2 separate regions of the Mus musculus genome follow, and region 1 is linked to region 2. A link is a loop called in an ENCODE intact Hi-C map of the cell type or tissue named here. Cell type or tissue: heart. All regions are shown on one strand. Each heading gives the region's core, and the rest is flanking DNA. Links, peaks and the distances in the headings are about the cores only.

Region 1 (2,908 bases), core at 239-2,738, 210 kb after region 2:
CTTCTCCATTCAGTATATCCTGACAGATGGACACCTCCTGCACTGGGATCCTCTGCCCCTCGCTTCCATTTTTATCAATGACAGAAGGAAGAAATTATTCATCCACACACTTAGCATTCTCGTGTCTTCATTCTGTGAAATAAAGTTTCACCACAGTATTTTAGAACTTGCTGTACTTCTGTTGTGTGTCAGAGTAGACCTTGGGATTTAGCTGTTCCTTCTGGACATCACACTACATTTTCCAACTGAAGCATGCTCTTCTCTCTCTCTCTCTCTCTCTCTCTCTCTCTCTCTCTCTCTCTCTCTCTCTCTGTGTGTGTGTGTGTGTGTGTGTGTGTCTTAGTCAGGGTTTTTATTCCTGCACAAACATCATGACCAAGAAAGCAAAGGGTTTATTCAGCTTACACTTCCACATAGATGTTCACCACCAAAAAGTCAGGACAGGAACTCACACAGGGCAGGAATCTGGAGGCAGGAGCTGATGCAGAGGCCATGGAGGGGTGCTGCTTACTGGCTTGCTCCCCATGACTTCCTCAGCCTGCTTTCTTGTAGAACCCAGGACCACCAGCCCAGAGATGGCCCCATCCACAATGGACCCTCCACTAATCTTGATCCCTAATTGAGAAATGCCTTACAGCTGGATCTCATGGAGGCATTTCCTCAAGGGAGGCTCCTTTCTCTGTGATAATTCCAGCTTGTGTCAAGTTGACACACAAAAAAGTGTGTGTGTGTGTGTGTGTGTGTGTGTGTGTGTGTGTAACTGTGAAGAATAACGAGTCCTAGACTTGATGGTGAAGCTCTGTAGCCCCAGCTACTTGAGCTGGGATGCTGAGGCGGGATAATTCCAAATTCTAGGTTAGCTCTGACACCACAGTGAGCCCCGTCTCAAAATAAAAAGTAGGAAACAGACTGAGGTATAATCTTTGCCTAGCATGTCCAAGCATGTCTAGATTCAATACCTACTATCCCTCGCCACATACAAACAAAAGCATAAAACCAAACAAGAACTACTAGAGATCATTATTTGGGAGGCCAAGGCAAGAATATTAAGAGTAGGAGGCCAGCCTTGGCTACATAGCGAGACTTTGTCTTAAAAACAAAACAAAAGAAGGGCAGTCTGCTTTGGTGGTGGTGCACACCTTCGATCCCAGCACTCAGAAGGCAGAGACAGGTGGCGTATGGCGCCAACCTGATCTACAGAGTGAGTTCCAGGACAGTCAGAGCTTCATAGCAGACACGCTGTCTCAGAAAAAAAAATACCAAAAGAACCAAACCAACAACAAATAAAATAAAAATCCAAAAAACAAAAAAACTTTCCCCCTGAAGTGCCCTCTACAACTTCCTTGTCCGTTTTGTTTTGTTTTGTTTTGTTTTGTTTTGTTTTGTTTTGTGTCTCTTCCAGGCAGGGGTTTCTCTGGGTATCCCTGGCTGTCGTGGAACCCAGGGTGGCTTCGAACTCAGAGATCCAGATCCACCTATCTCTGCCTCCTTAGTGCTGGGATTAAAGGCGTGCTCCCGCACAGCAGCCAGGGTGTTTACTTTTAGTTTAGTGTATGAGTGTTTGGCCTGCATGTATGCTAAATGATTCCATGCGTATCTGGTGCCCTCGGAGGCCAGAAGGGGGCGCCAGACACCTGAAACTGGAACTAGGAGTGGTTGTGAGCCACCCGAAGAGGATGCTGGTAACCAAATCCCGACAGCCAAAGGAACAAGCGCTCTTGACCACTGCGCTTCTCTCCAGCCTCGTTACAGGGGAATCTTTTTAAAGGATACTTGTAGGCCGCCGTGTGATAGCTCTGAGTGTTTCCTGCCAACCTGAAACAACCTGAATTTCATCCTGGTAGGAGAGAACTGACTTCCACAAGTTATCCTCTTACTGTACATGTGAACCATGGTATATACTCTTCCCATATGCGCGTGCGCGCGCGCGCACACGCACACGCGCACACACAAACACACGAGAGAGAGAGAGAGAGAGAGAGAGAGAGAGAGAGAGAGAGAGAGAGAGAGAGAGGAAACAAACAAAAAATAAATGCAACAATAAAAAAAGTTTTTACTGGTTATAGCGGTATACACCATTAATTACAGCATATTCAGGAGACACAAGCAGGTGGATCTTTGTAAGTCTGAGATTAGACTGGTTCTATAGAGAGTTCCAGGTCACCCAGGACTAAAAAGTGAGATCCTGTCAAAAACAAACAAAAACAAACTCCTTGGGGCCAGTGATGAAAGGAAAAGTATCACTCAGGACCCCCAAGACCAAGTTCTCAATTTTCAAAGGAGATTATTTCCTCCAGAGGGAGAGAGGGCAGGGATAAGGGACAAAGATAGGAAGGAGATAGAGGAAGAGGGAGAAGATGAAGGGAACAGGAAAGAGGGGGAGGGGCATTTGTCCCATAGGAAGAAGCCTTGCCTCTGGATAGAGAGGAGACAGACATGGCTCATAGGAAAATAGCAGATGCCTGGCAGTGATGGCACAGGCCTTAATCCCAGCACTTGGGAGGCAGAGGCAAGCAGATTTCTGAGTTTGAGGCCAGCCAGGTCTACAGAGTGAGTTCCAGGCCAGCCAGGGCTACACAAAGAAACCCTAGGTCGAAAACCCAAAAAAAAAAAAAAAAAAAAAAAAAGTAAAAATAAAAAAGAAAAAGAAAAGAAAAAGAAAATAGCAGTTTATAAAGGTAAAAGGGAAAACCCCATGTTAGGATGAGGCCTTTAACTTTAAGTGGGCGTGGGCATGTTAATTAGCTGAGCCAAAGGAGGCTTCTGATTTCTTCACTTCAATACTTTGATAGCTGGACCTTGGTAGTCAGCCTCAGGAGCAGGATGTGGCCAAATAAGGAAACAGACCTTGGGGGCTAGCTTTAGGAAGATAATTTCATGGTTTTTAGAAAGGCAGAAGGAATAGGGA
Region 2 (2,908 bases), core at 306-2,805:
TTAAAAAGCGTCTTGGATGGAGAAATGCCCGCTAGTGTGAATTCAGGGCTACCCAGGGCTGGGCTAACGCGCTGACACCGAGCTATAGCCCCAGTGCTCTTACAGTATTATTTTGAGTCCGAGGTCTCACTAAGTCACCCAGACTGGCCTTGAACTCGTGATTCTTCCGCCTAAGCCTATTGAGTGGCAGATTATTGTCCTGTGCTACTAGTGAAAGAGTTTCTTTAAGAGAGCGAATTCCTAAATTAGGACTGCTTGGATCCTCTTTCGCACGCAGGACATGGGAAATATTAACCACTTCTTTGGTGGCACAAGCCTCTAATCCGAGCACTTGGGAGGTGGAGCCAGGAGGATCACGGATTTGGAGTCAGACAAGGATATGTCAGACCCTCTCTCAGCAAACAACACAAGCCACAAACAAACAAACACTACAAGAACCTCAAAAGGCAATCATTGCCCCAGGCGTCAGCAGCATATCCGGAACCTTAACTGAGCTGAGCAGGAAAGACAGCGGGCAATCCGTAGAGGAGCGCCCAAGAATCTTGGCGTGGGAGACACGTAGGATTCTGGGACTTGTAGTTTTCTTCCAACTAGATCGGCTTCGCGGACTACATTTCCCAAGATGCACACGTAACAAGCGAGTCCCACTGTTGGGTGAGAATTGTGGAAGGTAAGTGTTCTGATCCGGCTGAAGGTTTCCCGCTGAGCATTCTTACTAGGGATTCCATCTGTCTCTTTTGTTCTCGAGGGGACAAGGAGGATTTATCCCGGCAAAACCCGACTGTTTAGCCGTTCACACGTAGCTGGGAAATCTCATGGAGAAAGCAGGGTCCTGAGCTCTTCTTGGATAGGAAGCCAAGCCTAAATATGTGTGCCTATCACTCGATAGCTCCGCATTATGTCAAAGACTGTGTCAAAGGCTTGTCTTTACAACTAGAAAACCAGACAGGCAAGTTTGTATGCCTTGATTTTTATGTGTCCAAGTAGCAGAATTTACAATGCAGGGTAAGCAGACAGAGTGATTACTTAGCGTCCATCCCAGAGGCCCTGGATTTGGTACCGAGAACCGTGTAGAAAAAGACAAAACAAAACTGACATACTAAAATTAAAAAATCTTTTGGAGAAATGATATAATTCGGTTTAGTTGTATTCCTTGGCCTGGGCTACAGGGAATTCTGTCTCAAGTAATGATAATAATAATAATAATAATATCTGATTTAAACCAAGTAGAGTTATAGAACAAATAGTCCCATGAGAGATAATATTAACAAAAATATAAATATTACTAAAACATGTTTATATTAGTAGCAGGTGAAAAATAATGGGCTATTAAAAGTCTGTTTTTTAGGGCTGGAGAGATGGCTCAGTGGTTAAGAGCACCCCCTGCTCTTCCAAAGGTCCTGAGGTCAACTCTCAACGACCACAAGGTGTCTCACAACCATCTCTGATGAGTTCTTCCCTCTTCTGGGAAGTAGGTGTACGCGCAGGTTGACCATTCATATACATAAAATAAGTAAAAAAAAATTTTTTTAAAGTTTGTTTTAAAAAATATTTAATTTTTTAAAATTAAATTTTATTTTATGTGTTTGGGTATTTTACCTGCGCGTGTATTTGCGCATCCCTTTTATTCCTCGGCGCTTGCAGAGCGCAGACGAGGGCCTGAAACTGGAGTTAAAGATAGTTGTAAGTCACCATTGTAGGTGCTGAGAATTGAAGGGCTTCCGGACGAACCGTCCTCCCTTCTGTTTCCCCAGTGCTACAATCCCAGGCCGGGGCCACCGTGGCAAAATTTTCATAGTCGAATAGAGTTCCGGTGTCTATCAATTGGTGGGTTAACTTGACTTGTAAAACCCAGCTGCTCTCATGGATTTCTTTCTCTCCAGAATAAGAATGAGCGGATTGACTTTCAGGCCGACAAAGGGCCGTTGGATCACCCACCTCAGCCGGCCGCGTTCTTGTGGACCCTCGGGGTTATTTGTGCCGCCCAGCCCTCCTTTGGACCCTGAAAAGATCAAAGAGTTACAGCGCTTCATTAGCCTTTCCAAGAAACTCCTCGTGATGACAGGCGCGGGGATCTCCACCGAGTCCGGCATCCCAGACTACAGGTCAGAAAAGGTGGGACTTTACGCCCGCACTGACCGGAGACCCATCCAGCACATTGATTTCGTCCGCAGTGCTCCGGTCCGCCAGCGGTACTGGGCCCGAAACTTTGTGGGCTGGCCTCAATTCTCCTCTCACCAACCCAACCCAGCACACTGGGCTCTGAGCAACTGGGAGAGACTGGGGAAGCTGCACTGGTTGGTGACTCAGAACGTGGACGCTTTGCACTCCAAAGCAGGGAGTCAGCGGCTGACGGAGCTCCACGGATGCATGCACAGGTGCAGAAGTCTGCGGGGTTTGGCCCTAAGAAGACGTGTGGTCCCCCAGGTGAACGGCCCCTGGCTGTCTGGACCAGGGTTATCTTAAGATGGAGAGCAAGCAAAGGCTCCCGGAGCAAGTTGTTCTCTTTGGAGTTAGGCCCAGTGAACTGAGGAGAGGAAGTAGGGACGGGAGCAGGGGAGGGAGCAAGCCAGGAGAGGATGCTTTCTGCCTGGCTCGGGTGCAGTGGTCACCTGGGCAAAGCTCTGAGCTCAGTCTCCCAGCACCAGGAAAAATAACGTGAGTGGGGTTGCGTCCTGCGGTGGCTCTAGCCCAGGACTTCAGACTTATTTCAGAAAGAGCCACTGTGAGGTTGATGGGTAGTGTTGTTAACCCTGAGTTTGGGTTGAAAAAAAGAAAGAATTATTTCACCAAAAGAAAGCTTTTGCCTCCTCCTCCTCCTCTTCCTCCTCCTCCTCCTCTCCTTCCTCCTCCTCCTCCCCCTCCTCCTCTTCCTCCTCCTCCTCTTCTTCTTTTCTTCTTCTCACCA

The links. Peaks named below come from ENCODE experiments on the same cell type or tissue, not always from the same donor. Only the 100,000 strongest peaks of a DNase experiment are listed, where the experiment ranks them.
Region 1: it touches region 2 in a loop (2.6-fold over the local background); 2 of 42 quality-filtered maps call a loop at or near these places.

What each region holds. Positions count from the first base shown.
Region 1 is chr5:115,274,914-115,277,821 of GRCm38, reverse strand. No RefSeq gene overlaps it. Among named protein-coding and RNA genes, the nearest start is that of Coq5, 3.3 kb to the left of the region's middle. In heart, for the core only: a CTCF peak has its summit at 1,612 (motif pointing right); no DNase peak of the experiment used is centred there.
Region 2 is chr5:115,482,094-115,485,001 of GRCm38, reverse strand. Sirt4 (sirtuin 4) reads left to right here and starts at 518. Exons shown (of 5, transcript NM_133760.1): 1 at 518-670; 2 at 1,884-2,378. The coding sequence starts at 1,891. Gm42007 (a long non-coding RNA gene) reads right to left here and starts at 552. Exons shown (of 2, transcript XR_878704.2): 1 at 439-552. In heart, for the core only: a CTCF peak has its summit at 1,412 (motif pointing left); DNase peaks (open chromatin) are centred at 591, 1,921 and 2,241; H3K4me3 peaks cover 1,602 bases; H3K27ac peaks cover 753 bases; H3K27me3 peaks cover 1,155 bases.